Regions from separate parts of the Mus musculus genome. Here all the other regions are linked to region 3. A link is a contact called in ENCODE Hi-C or POLR2A ChIA-PET data. All regions are on one chromosome and are shown on one strand. Each heading gives the region's core, a stretch centred on a gene start or an enhancer-like site at or near the end of the contact. The rest is flanking DNA. Distances are from core to core; before and after follow the strand shown. Region 1 holds the start of Gpatch11 (G patch domain containing 11). Region 2 holds the start of Cebpzos (CCAAT/enhancer binding protein (C/EBP), zeta, opposite strand). Region 3 holds the start of Eif2ak2 (eukaryotic translation initiation factor 2-alpha kinase 2). Region 4 holds the start of Cebpz (CCAAT/enhancer binding protein zeta).

Evidence for each region. A loop is a pair of places that touch in the nucleus more often than their neighbours do. ChIA-PET counts read pairs that join two places held with the same protein, here RNA polymerase II (POLR2A).
Region 1: a map of regulatory T cell shows a loop between it and region 3 (1.9-fold over the local background). The contact joins the promoter of Gpatch11 here to the promoter of Eif2ak2 in region 3. A Hi-C loop is called at or near these places in 1 of 37 maps with a recorded cell type or tissue (regulatory T cell). POLR2A ChIA-PET finds 5 or more read pairs at or near these places in 4 of 5 experiments (Patski and embryonic stem cell).
Region 2: a map of heart shows a loop between it and region 3 (2.5-fold over the local background). The contact joins the promoter of Cebpzos here to the promoter of Eif2ak2 in region 3. A Hi-C loop is called at or near these places in 3 of 37 maps with a recorded cell type or tissue (CH12.LX, T-helper 1 cell and heart). POLR2A ChIA-PET finds 5 or more read pairs at or near these places in 4 of 5 experiments (Patski and embryonic stem cell).
Region 4: a loop to region 3 is called in a map of heart, with 4 times the contacts of the local background. The contact joins the promoter of Cebpz here to the promoter of Eif2ak2 in region 3. A Hi-C loop is called at or near these places in 1 of 37 maps with a recorded cell type or tissue (heart). POLR2A ChIA-PET finds 5 or more read pairs at or near these places in 3 of 5 experiments (Patski and embryonic stem cell).

The regions. Positions count from the first base shown.
Region 1 is chr17:78,834,212-78,836,911 of GRCm38, reverse strand. It overlaps Gpatch11 (G patch domain containing 11), which reads right to left and starts at 1,396. Exons shown (of 10, transcript NM_181649.6): 1 at 1,234-1,396; 2 at 1-118. It overlaps Heatr5b (HEAT repeat containing 5B), which reads left to right and starts at 1,531. Exons shown (of 36, transcript NM_001081179.1): 1 at 1,531-1,606; 2 at 2,669-2,700. The coding sequence starts at 2,691.
Region 2 is chr17:78,915,169-78,917,868 of GRCm38, reverse strand. Cebpzos (CCAAT/enhancer binding protein (C/EBP), zeta, opposite strand) reads right to left here and starts at 1,370. Exons shown (of 5, transcript NM_001177403.1): 1 at 1,176-1,370.
Region 3 is chr17:78,881,296-78,883,995 of GRCm38, reverse strand. Eif2ak2 (eukaryotic translation initiation factor 2-alpha kinase 2) reads left to right here and starts at 1,424. Exons shown (of 16, transcript NM_011163.4): 1 at 1,424-1,596. It overlaps Gm26637, which reads right to left and starts at 2,112. Exons shown (of 2, transcript XR_876974.2): 1 at 1,915-2,112.
Region 4 is chr17:78,935,793-78,938,492 of GRCm38, reverse strand. Cebpz (CCAAT/enhancer binding protein zeta) reads left to right here and starts at 1,423. Exons shown (of 16, transcript NM_001024806.2): 1 at 1,423-1,618; 2 at 2,426-2,700. The coding sequence starts at 1,463. It overlaps Ndufaf7 (NADH:ubiquinone oxidoreductase complex assembly factor 7), which reads right to left and starts at 1,358. Exons shown (of 10, transcript NM_028611.3): 1 at 1,292-1,358; 2 at 839-1,002. The coding sequence starts at 1,328.

The DNA.
Region 1 (2,700 bases), core at 147-2,646, 47 kb after region 3:
GAGCAGCCCAGTAGATAAGAAGTATTAGTTCCACTTTCCAGCAGGGAAAACTGAGGCTCAATGTGGCTAAATAATTGGTTCACAACCACAAAGAATACAAGTCTTGGTGATCTTGTTCCTGAAACGGAACGAGGTTGTAATTGCTGAGATGGGTGTTGAATCCAGGGCCTCATACAAGCAAGGAATGTGCTTTATAACTGAGCTAAATCTCTAATTCAAACTAGATTATTTTTAAGGGAAGCATTTAACTCCACAGACATGGTGGCCCTCTGGTGTGATTTCAGCACCCAGCAGTTCGAGGACAGTATGATCTACCTGTGTAAAAATACACACACACACACTTACAAAAGTACAAGGGATTACATGTTACTTTTAAAGCTCTGCCTTTTATAGTTATTCCATCTTTTACATATAATTTTCACATAAAATCACACTGAAACTTCACAGCTGGGGGCACTGTAGATTCATTAAATGATACGGTTTGAGGAAGTTAATTACCAATAGTGAGGACATTATGTTAGGAAGTGGAATAAGGGGGCTGGAGAGATGGCTCAGAGGTTAAAAGAACTGTCTGCTCTTCTAGAGGTCCTGAGTTCAATTACATGGTGGCTTTATAACTATTTATAATGAAATCTGGTGCCCTCTTTGGGCCTGTAGGCATACATGCAGGCAGAACGCTATATAATAAATAAATCTTAAAAAAAAAAAAAAGGAAGGAAGAAGGAAAGAAAGAAAAAGAGAGAGAGAGAAAAGAATAAGGAATTGGGTCTTAAAATGTGAAGGTTCCCCTCCTATGAGGACAACATACACTAGCATTATCCACTTCCTTCAAATATAAGAATAAACTCCACAAGTCGATAGATAACCCAGGTAGGGATGCTGGTGGCCTGACCCCTCACTTAAGAGTCACAACAGCGAAGTGGTCAGGATTCTGGGTCTGAGGGGGTAAATCACGCAGCATCTGTTGATGGTTGGAGGTGGTGTGTGTCAAAGAGCCAGAGCAAGTTTAGGTGAAGCGCTTTGCCTGTTCCGAAATAATGGAGCAACCACTTTCTCAACAGGACGATTATAGGTGCTGCTAGCGTATTTCAGTATTGAGCACCGAGTTTGAAGCAGAGCTACAGAACACACAGAGCTGGGCTAACTCTCCTGTGGGTGCCTCGGGCATCGCAGGCTCTTTCTTCCCTCCCGCTCTCCTCCCTCCTGCACCCTCCCACCAAAACGACCACTTACGGATGGGGCGTAGCTGACGCTGTGATAGGCAGTCACAGCCAACTTGCACCGACCTCTGTCATTCTCCTGAGCGCCCGCACACCCTGAAGCCGGAGCTTTACTGCCCGGAACCAGCTCCGCGGAGGTCGCGCTGCGCATGCGCCGTGCAATTGGCGCAGGACCCACAAACATCCCACTCGTCCCCGACAGCCGATTCGCTTCGAAACTTGGGGTGGGCGGGGCTAAGAGGACGTGGGGGCGGGCCGGTCCGCAGGACCTGTGTCTCGCGCATGCGTCGTCTCCCGGCTTCCTGAGGGCCGGAGTTTGGGAGGCGGGGCATCCGGGTCCCTCGGCAGAGCGGAGCTTGGCTGCTCGGCTCGGACTAGACCAGGAGGTGAGGCGGTCTCGCGCGCTGTCAGAGCCTGCAGGCTGTGACATCCCTGGGTCCCAGGACATTTTCCGAGGGCTGAGGAGGGAATTCGAGTTTTGAGGCCGGGGATCCTCAGCCTCGGGGTTGACAGCTCGAGGACTCCTACGACGGGAGGCTGACATCCCAGGGCGGCCCGGGGACCCCGGTTTGCGTTTCCAGCAGACTCTCAGTTGTCGGGGTCTTCGGAGCGGCCCGGTGCATCCAGACCCGGAGCACTGCATTCCCGGGGCGAGGGGTTGTCCCGGGCGCCCCTGCCGCAGTGTCCCCGTGGGGCCCGCCTCCGCCGATCAGAACCCTACGGTCACTCTTCTGGGTCCCGGTGGCGAGGGACGGGTGGCGGAGAAAGCTCCCCAGACGCCTGAGCTCGGTGCTTCGGGGTTCTCAGGGTAGAATGAGTTAATAGCCTGTGTTCTAACAGGGAAACAACCGCCCCGGAATAGTGCCTTTTTTGCAGTATTTACATTTTCCTTTCATTCCATTCTTATCGCCAGTTTTTTCTTTCTTTCTTTCTTTCTTTCTTTCTTTCTTTCTTTCTTTCTTTCTTTCTTTCTTTCTTTCTTTCTTTCTTTCTTTCTTTCTTTCTTTCTTTCTTTCTTTCTTTTAAATCATTGTCCTTTCAAAGTTAGTTCTCTAATGAGAAATGAAACCACGCTTTCTTTCCCTAGCTTAGTGGTTGCATTTATGAAACTTGACATTTAATATTTAAGAAATCCTTACATGTAAGGGCTGGAGAAAGGAATCCGTGATTAAGAATACTTGTTGCTTTTGACAAGGACCTGGGTTTGATTTCCAGCGCCCACAAGATGACTCACAACCATCTGTAACTCCAGTTCTAGGGGGAGCCAACACCCTGTATATATATATATGTGTGTGTGTGTGTGTGTGTGTGTGTGTGTGTGTGTGTGTGTATGTATGTATGTATGTATGTGTATACATACATTTGGGCAAAACACTCCTACACATAAATTAAAAATTCCTTAGAATATATTTTACTCTTTTTTTAAAAAACGAATCTGTTCATTTAAGGTGTGAATTAAGAACATCAATAATGGAGCTAG
Region 2 (2,700 bases), core at 121-2,620, 34 kb before region 3:
CCTTCAGACCACTTCCCAGTCCCCAGATCCTGATTCAGCAAGACTAGGGTGGCAGGCACCCCAGTAATCCCCCCCCCCCCCGTGAAGTCACTCCAGGTTTTATACAAAGCCCTGGCCCATGGGGGAGAAGTTGACTGGTGGTGACCCAGTCCATGGCAAAGCTTCGAGTAACTGAAGTCTTCCCCCCTGTACGCAGAGACAAACCGAGAACGGGAGCATGCAAGCTATTAGCATGAGTAGTAGGCTCAGTTTCCAACAGTCAAAAGAAGGTGTCTTTGAAGAACCGTTATCCAGTAAATAAGGTTTTGTCTTGCTAAATATGCAAAAGGTAGCTCAGGCTTTATAACTAACTCCCTATAACCCCAAACTACTAAGCTTTTGATCTAATATTCTGATATTTTCCCACTGCTCAATGCTGAGACAGGCTGTTCTTTAATGTTCAGGATCAGCCAGTCCTTTCCCCTGCTTTTACGTCCCTTTCATGGTATCTAAGCATGAAAATAATTAAACACTATCAGGATTCGCCTTGGACTCTGTTACCATGTGTCCCTCCTCCAACGTTCGTTTTTCACTTTAGTAATGGGAATTACTCAGGGACCAGAAAAAAAAAAAACTGTATTATTCTCATTTTTAAAACGAAGCAAATAAAAAACTGGGGAGGAGGCAGAAGGGACAGCTGTGTTCCTCGATTTCCCAGTACTCTGCTAAATCACTGACGGTCCCGCTCAGTTCTAAGTTCTCAAGGGCGGTTTTAAGGTTTCAGGGCGAGGACAGGGCACACCTGCCTGCATCCTGTTCCACAACTTACGGGATCTGAGCGAAATCTTTTTTGATTGGAAGAGAGTGATGCTAAGATATCAAACAGTCCAAATAATGATATTAATAAAACACTTAATTTCTTAAAAACTGATGGACGTGCCACATTCCAAAGCCCTGCGCTTCGGGACTTGTCTACTTAATAATAAAGCACGTTTGTCACCAGAGACACACTGTCCAGACAAGATGGCTCAGGGAGACCAAAGACCACGGAGCCTTGTTGCACAGGAGCGCCTGGGGCTGCAGCGCAGGAGAAGCAACCCTGCGTGTGCTCCAGTGTAGGCCCGAGGGAGGAAAGGCGGCGCTGCGACCGGGGGCTGCTGCCCTGCAAGGATCCAACAGCGAGCACCCAGCCTTACCCGGGGTCCTGGTCCCAGCATGCGTCGCGGCTCGGCGACCCGGAAACGCTCGCGCTCCTGCGCCTGCGGGGCGGGCTCGCTCGAGTGTTCCCCACACCCAAGAATGTCACAGACCCCACGCGCCACACATTGGGGAACAGAGGACAAGAAACACTGCCCGGTCCTTACCTGAGGCCTCCGCAACCCGACTGCGCAAGCGCACGGTCTTAGCGCCACGCCCCCAGCTTTAGCCACGCCCCACAGAGGAACCTGACCTAACTAGCTGTGGGAAGCTGGTATCGTTTAGGCAAGGTTATCCTGCCCGCGGTCACACCCAAGTAAAAGAATTCACATTTGAACCCAGGACACCATCTCCAAACTCTGCACATGGATCGTCTCTCCCACTCTAAACCCAAAATGTATCAGAACGGGAACAACCCATCGCCAGAGAGTGGCCAGAAAAGTGGGACCCTAAATTGGGATTTGCCCTTTAGCCAGGTTCCTAGACAATTCCTTTACACATTAAAGGTGAGAAGCGCTGTGCCTAGGTGCTGCCCAATAGTCAAGAAGAGGGCTGACCTAAGGGAAGGAAAGATAGGAGATGGGGCATAGGAATGCCTAAAGAGGGACCACGTGCATGACAAAGCCTGGAATGTCAGACTATATCCACTTTTATTAAAATGCAGTCTGTCCTCAGAGATCCACAGCCAGGGCTGCACGGAGAAACCCTGTCTCAAACAAGCAAACACAGGAAGCTATGAATGCTGCCCAACAAAACGTTCAAGGTAAACATAATGGAAATTGGGGGAGGGGGAGTGGCTTGGCTTGGCTTAGCTTAGCTTGGCTTGGCTTGACTTGGCTCACTGGTACAGCTAACTGTGCAACACTTATGGATCTTGCATCTTCGATTCCCTGTTCCTGTTGGTTCCGACTGTTGATTCGAACATCTGGACATGTCACTGCTGTTGCTAACCTGACTCTACAGAACTGTATCCATGAGGTGTTTGCCAGTGGATCCAACTACCGCTGCCTGCTAACCTGTGAACTGAACTGATTTCCAGACAACACAGAAGGGAGTTGCTCCAAAGAACCTTTCTAAACAGTTCCACTTCCCCCCCCCCCCCCGTATCCTTTCTTTCCCACTACCTCTGGTGAGTGGTGGGTTACAAGGAAGGTTAAAGTGTTTAAAAACCATCATTAAAAATGGAATTTGAGGGCTGGAGAGATGGCTCAGTGGTTAAGAGCACCGACTGCTCTTCTGAAGGTCCTGAGTTCAAATCCCAGCAACCACATGGTGGCTCAAAACCATAATGAGATCTGACGCCCTCTTCTGGTGCATCTGAAGACAGCTACAGTGTACTTACATATAATAATAAATATTTTTTTTTAAATGGGATTTGGAAAAATTAAAGTTACACCAGGGAGTACAAGTGTCAAAAAGATTATAAGGATTCAACAAGGTGCAAGGTGTGGCCTTGTTGAAGGAAGTGTGTCACTGGGGGTGTGATTTGAGGTTTCAAAAGTCCACACCAGACCCAGTCTTTCT
Region 3 (2,700 bases), core at 175-2,674:
GATGTTCCAAGACCCCGAAGAAATTATGGTGATCATGGGTCTTTGGAAATGCCAAGAGTAAACCACCTAGAATGGAATAGGTAGAGTGAGCAGAATGGCATCCATTGTGAATGTTCAGTAGAGAAATGTCTGCAGAGATCTCGCTGTCAGCTTCTCCCTAGGTAGTCGGGTGTTCATTTAAGGTGCTATAGTAGGGAGCGGGAGTTTATCGAGGCTGATCTGGTCACGGGCTTTTCACATTAGAGACCTCAAATTACACCCAGGATCCACGCTACAAGAAAAGTTAGGCTGTTGTTCTCCTACCTTACAGGAAAGGAAGAAGAAAGGAGTGGGCACAGCAATGTTGACTGTGAAATTGGGGGCTCTGTCTTGGGACTTTTCCATCTCTCACCAGTTGCCATGTTGGGAGTACAATTTCCCGGTTCTAATTCTAGCTCCTGAGTTCTCCTCATAGGGATGGTGCTCAGCTCAGAGTGCAGGCATGAAGATGTGTCACTGGGCAGTGTGCCACAAGCTAAACCCTCAAGTCCTGGGCCAGCAAGTTCCATTATGGGAGTGTGTTACAGTCTTACAGGAAGGTAGGATTGCTTTTCTTTTCTTTTTTTTTTTTTAATTTTGTTTTAACCCGTATACGAGTTCACTATAGCTGTCTTCAGACACACCAGAAGAGGGCATCGGATCCCATTACAGATGGTTGTGAGCCACCATGTGGTTGCTGGGAATTGAACTCAGGACCTCTGGAAGAGCAGTCAGTGCTTTTACCTGCTGAGCCATCTCTCCAGCTCAGGCAAGGTTCCTTATTAAGCAGGGACTGCTGGTGTTGGCCTTGTGATAAAACATTCCTTGTGGCCTTTCTGGGAGCAGGTGGATCTTAACAGGGGCCTGGCCTGGTGAGTGATATGCAACAAGGGGCTAGCAGGTAACTGCTGAGGGCTGGACAAATAGATTTAAGAGAGAATTCTTCAACCCTCTGGCCAATGTTGTCAAGATGGCTATGTCCTCCTTGGCATGGCAGTGTGAAAGGGGAAGGAGACTAACGTTTACAAACCTGGACTTCAATTGTCACAGACATAGCTTGGCTGGACCCTCTGAGAGGCGAGTTACTCAGTATCTCCCACTGCACATCGGAATTCGGTAGCATCCATGTGCCCAGTTGCTTCCTCAAAGTTTGTTTTGAAAAGTAGATTGTGATCATTGATCCAGGAGCAGGAGGCTTGGGTTTCTCCTTCTTCTTCCTGCAGAGCTTTCCCAGAATGGAAGCCAGGAAGTGTCCGAAACCTGGAGAAGCTGGCAGTTACTGCAGTTGCACAGGAGAGGGGAGGCGGGCCCGGACCTTGGCTCCCGCGCTGGGGTACAGAGGCGACACGCCTACCTGACTTCTCGCGGGTGCGAGCCGGTGCGGGAGGGGCCCAGAGCAGTGTGGGAAGGCGGAGTCCGCCGGGAAAACGAAACAGAAGAGAACCGGCCAGGCCCGGACTTCCATGGGCAGCAGCAGCGGCAGGGAACGGAGGGCGAATAGATTTCAGAGCCTGCACCTGAAGTACAATTCGAATCCTGCTCCAGGGAGCGAGCCACTGTCCGGATCCAGAAACTTTGGTAAGACCTGAGGGCTATTTTCCCACTCCTGGATAGCGGTTGCAGGAAAAGGGACCCAGAAGGAAAATGACAAGCCCAATGACTTAAAACTCTGGAGGGAACTCTAGAAGCCTGAATGACCCAGAGACTGAATTCTGCGCCAAGACTTTGTGCTGCACAGTCATGGCATTCCAATTAGCTGTCCTTTGTGACAAGCGGGTCCTGCTCCATCCTCCACCAGCCGCTATGGTCAGGCAACCCCCCCCCCCGCGCCTCCCCCTCCCCTTCCCCCTTCTTCTCCCAACTCCCCCGCCCAGTGCCCACCACTTTCAGACTTACTTGGTGGTTCTGGGCCACAGCCAAATACCCTCCAACTCCTGCCTTCATGCTGCCTGTTTCTACTTCCTGGAAAGCCCTTTCCACCTCACCCCACCCCCAAGTGACTTCCTGGGCAGATCTGTCTATCCAGTCCTTTTCACAGAGCCAATGATATGAATTACCTTCCCTAAGCTAGAAACTCCACTCTGCCCTCATAGCCAGCGCCCCCCGTCCCCTGCCCCATATTTTTCTCAATCTTCCAACTAGTACTTAGTACTAGAATTAGTCTTTTTCCTTCTACCAGTAAGATCCCAAGAGCAGTTTTCATTGGCTTGTATAAGCCTAGCACCTGATCCCTGACAGGTGCTCGTTCCATGTATGTTAAGTGGATGGTAATTCATAAATAACCTTGAATTCTAGAGAAACGGGATTCCCTGTTGCACCTTTAGTACTAACCGTGCCTTGCCCCCTGGAGTTAAAGACACTCTCAGGGCAGAGTGTGTGCTTGTTTTTCAGCTTGCCCTGCGGCCCTGGAGGGACCCAAACACTGTGTGCAGCTTGCTCCTTTATATATCATATACTAGCTGAATGCATGTTGTATGGGAAGCAGCGACTGGAGGGGCTCAGCCTTCTGGGGTCCTACAGTCTTCAGGAAGGAGAAAGATCAGGGTCTTCAGGATATAGGTGAGACAAGCAGGTGGCATTTGTTGGTGCATGTGATGGGCTGCTCTTTGGGTGAGCGACTGAGAGCTGAGAGCAGCTTCCTGGTAAGCATCCTGATTCCTTTATAGGAATCCCACCTGTCAA
Region 4 (2,700 bases), core at 174-2,673, 54 kb before region 3:
TCAAAAGTGCTCCACCAAAATTTTATGGAATGCTTACAGTGAAGTAAGTATTTACCAAGAAAGTTCTCTCTTCTGAAGTAACCAAGATAAGGACAGAGTCTTTACCTAAATTTTACATAGTAGTAGTCATTTTGCAAAACTCACCAAACAGCAATTACTCAAGTAGAAGGGCTGCAGACAAGATCATCTCTCTACTCCTTGCCCTCTCCCACTCTTCCATACCAATGCAAAGTCTCACTTTCTTCTCATTTTAGTTCTCCCTGGCATCCATTCAGTCTATTCAAACAGTGTCTTCACTGACTTCTCTCTCCAAAGACTCCCAACCCAAAACTAAATCCAGTGCTTTTTTTTTTTTTTAAATAAGACAACAATTACGTTTCTTACAAGGCTTAATTATCTGGGGAGAAGACTTTGTCTTAACTTCATATCCCAAGTTTTACCATAATGCTTAACCTTCAAGAAAGACTCAAAGCTTTCTTTTAGCCAGGCAGGTGAAGACCACCTAGAATCCCAGCACTCAGGAGGGTAAATAAGAAGATGCTGCAAGTTCAAGGTCAACCTCATACATACAGCGTTTCCCTTATACAAACAGCAGAAATCCACAACCCCGGTTAGAAAATCAGCATTCCTTTAACTCAGGAAAATTAAATTACATTCTGTCACCTAAACTCCGCAGGAATTTGTCATGACCTCTTTTTTGGCACTGCCCTTTAACGCAAATGACAGATAAGACTATATTCCAAGGACTTCGGCGGTGGCTCAACACCTGATGGCTCTAGAGGCCTTCGGGCTCCTCTGTGTACACACACTGGGTGGTTCACGCTCCCCCTACGTTTACCTTGGCTGGGTTAGTCAAAACCTCCTTCATGTACTCGGCCACAGTGATGGGACCTGTAGACTTTATTTTGTACATAAGATGCCGCAGCATCGGTGTCACCTGGTTGCTTTCTGCCGGCTCATTCCCGGAGCTGTAGCATTTCCCTCTCCAAATACAGGGAAGGCCTGAAAAGCACGATTAAGCACCGCCCGCATTAGATATCTCCATTTCATTTACACGCGCAGCAAGCAGCCTAAAGCTTGTAAGGATGCCTCGTTCATCACTAACTTCGCCCCAACGTCAGGACCCGATGGAGGCAAGGCATGCACCGAACCCATGACTACAAGCCCCTCCACACAGCTAAGCCTCTCTGTGGACCAGCTTCCTGCTCCAGCCCCAGGTGAGCAACGGAGGGACCAAGGAGCCGCGCCATACGGTTTCCATGGAAACAGGATCCTGCAAGGGGACTCTCACCCGCGCGGGCCACGCAGCGTCTCACCAAAGCATTCATTCCTACACCCCGAGGCCAGGCTCCGCCCCGGAGGCGGGGTTTAAACGGTATTTCCTGAATCGCCCTCGCAATAGGAAGTGCGTCACCGTAAAGCGGAAGTAAGCTCCGGGCTGCACTCGCGTGTCCAGCCCGCCATGTCGGCCGACCAGGAACCTGTGGCGTTCCTTGCCAAGCAGCCCTGGCGTCCCAAACAGGTGACAGAAGATCCGGATGAGGAAGACGAGGAGGATGGCGATGAGGGCAAGAATGGCTTCTCCCTGGAGGAGGTGTTACGCCTCGGAGGCACAAAGGTAAGGGCCGCAGGCTCTGGGGAAGGGGATGCTCACGGCTGCCGGGAAGGTGGGACCCGCAGCCCAGCCTCCGACCTGCTCTGAGAGCTTCCCACGCATTTACTGTTACCGCGCTTCAGTGGGAAAAAAAACAGTTCGGCTTGCATGTTTTCTCCTGGGTTTATGCCTCGTTAAAATGTAGGCGATCGGATTCTAACCACGTGGGCAAATGTTTTGAACACGACCGTATGTGTAATCTACATCTGCTAGGTTAAAAGGTTGGATTGAAGTCGCTAAAAGAACCTGCCAGTTTACATTAGCCTTTTATGAAAGTGCCTCTTCCTCCCTACACTACCTCATAAAGTACTTTCTATTATTGGAAGGAGTGTTGTATGTTTGTTGGTACACTCGTGTGGAAGTCAGAGGACAACTTTGGAATCGATTCTCTCTTTTATGTGACTTCCGAGGATCGGACCTAAATCACCAGGCTCCTTGGCATAGACTTGACCCACTGAGCCATCCCCTGCCCACTCAGATAAACCTTTAACCTTGCTCACCTGATGCATTACGAGTGCCTAGATCATTGCGATTTTCACTGGATTTTGTGACTGTCAGCTTGAGAATCTTTTCATATCTTGAAGAAGGTTCTTCAAAAGCCTTTTCCCTATTGTGTACCTATCTTTGGCACATTTTCCTGTTGGATATCTGTGAGTTTGCCAGATAATAGTGTAATAATTCATATGTGATGGTTTTTAAAAATGAAGTTCTTACTGAATTTCTGGGTTTGTAATACGGCCTTTTTTTTTTTTTTTTAATGTGTTTCTACAGCAAGATTACCTTATGCTGGCTACTTTGGATGAAAATGAGGAAGTGGTGGATGGGGGCAAAAAGGGAACCATTGACGACCTTCAACAAGGTGAACTGGAGTCATTTATTCAGAATCTGAATTTGGCCAAATACTCAAAGTCTTTGATTGAAGAAGATGAACCAGAGAAAAAGGAAAACACCAGCAAAAAAGAAGCAAAACTACTGAAGGTGGAGAATAAAAAACAAAAAGCAACAGAAGGAAAAAAGACATCGGAAAAGAAGGTGAAAAATAAGAC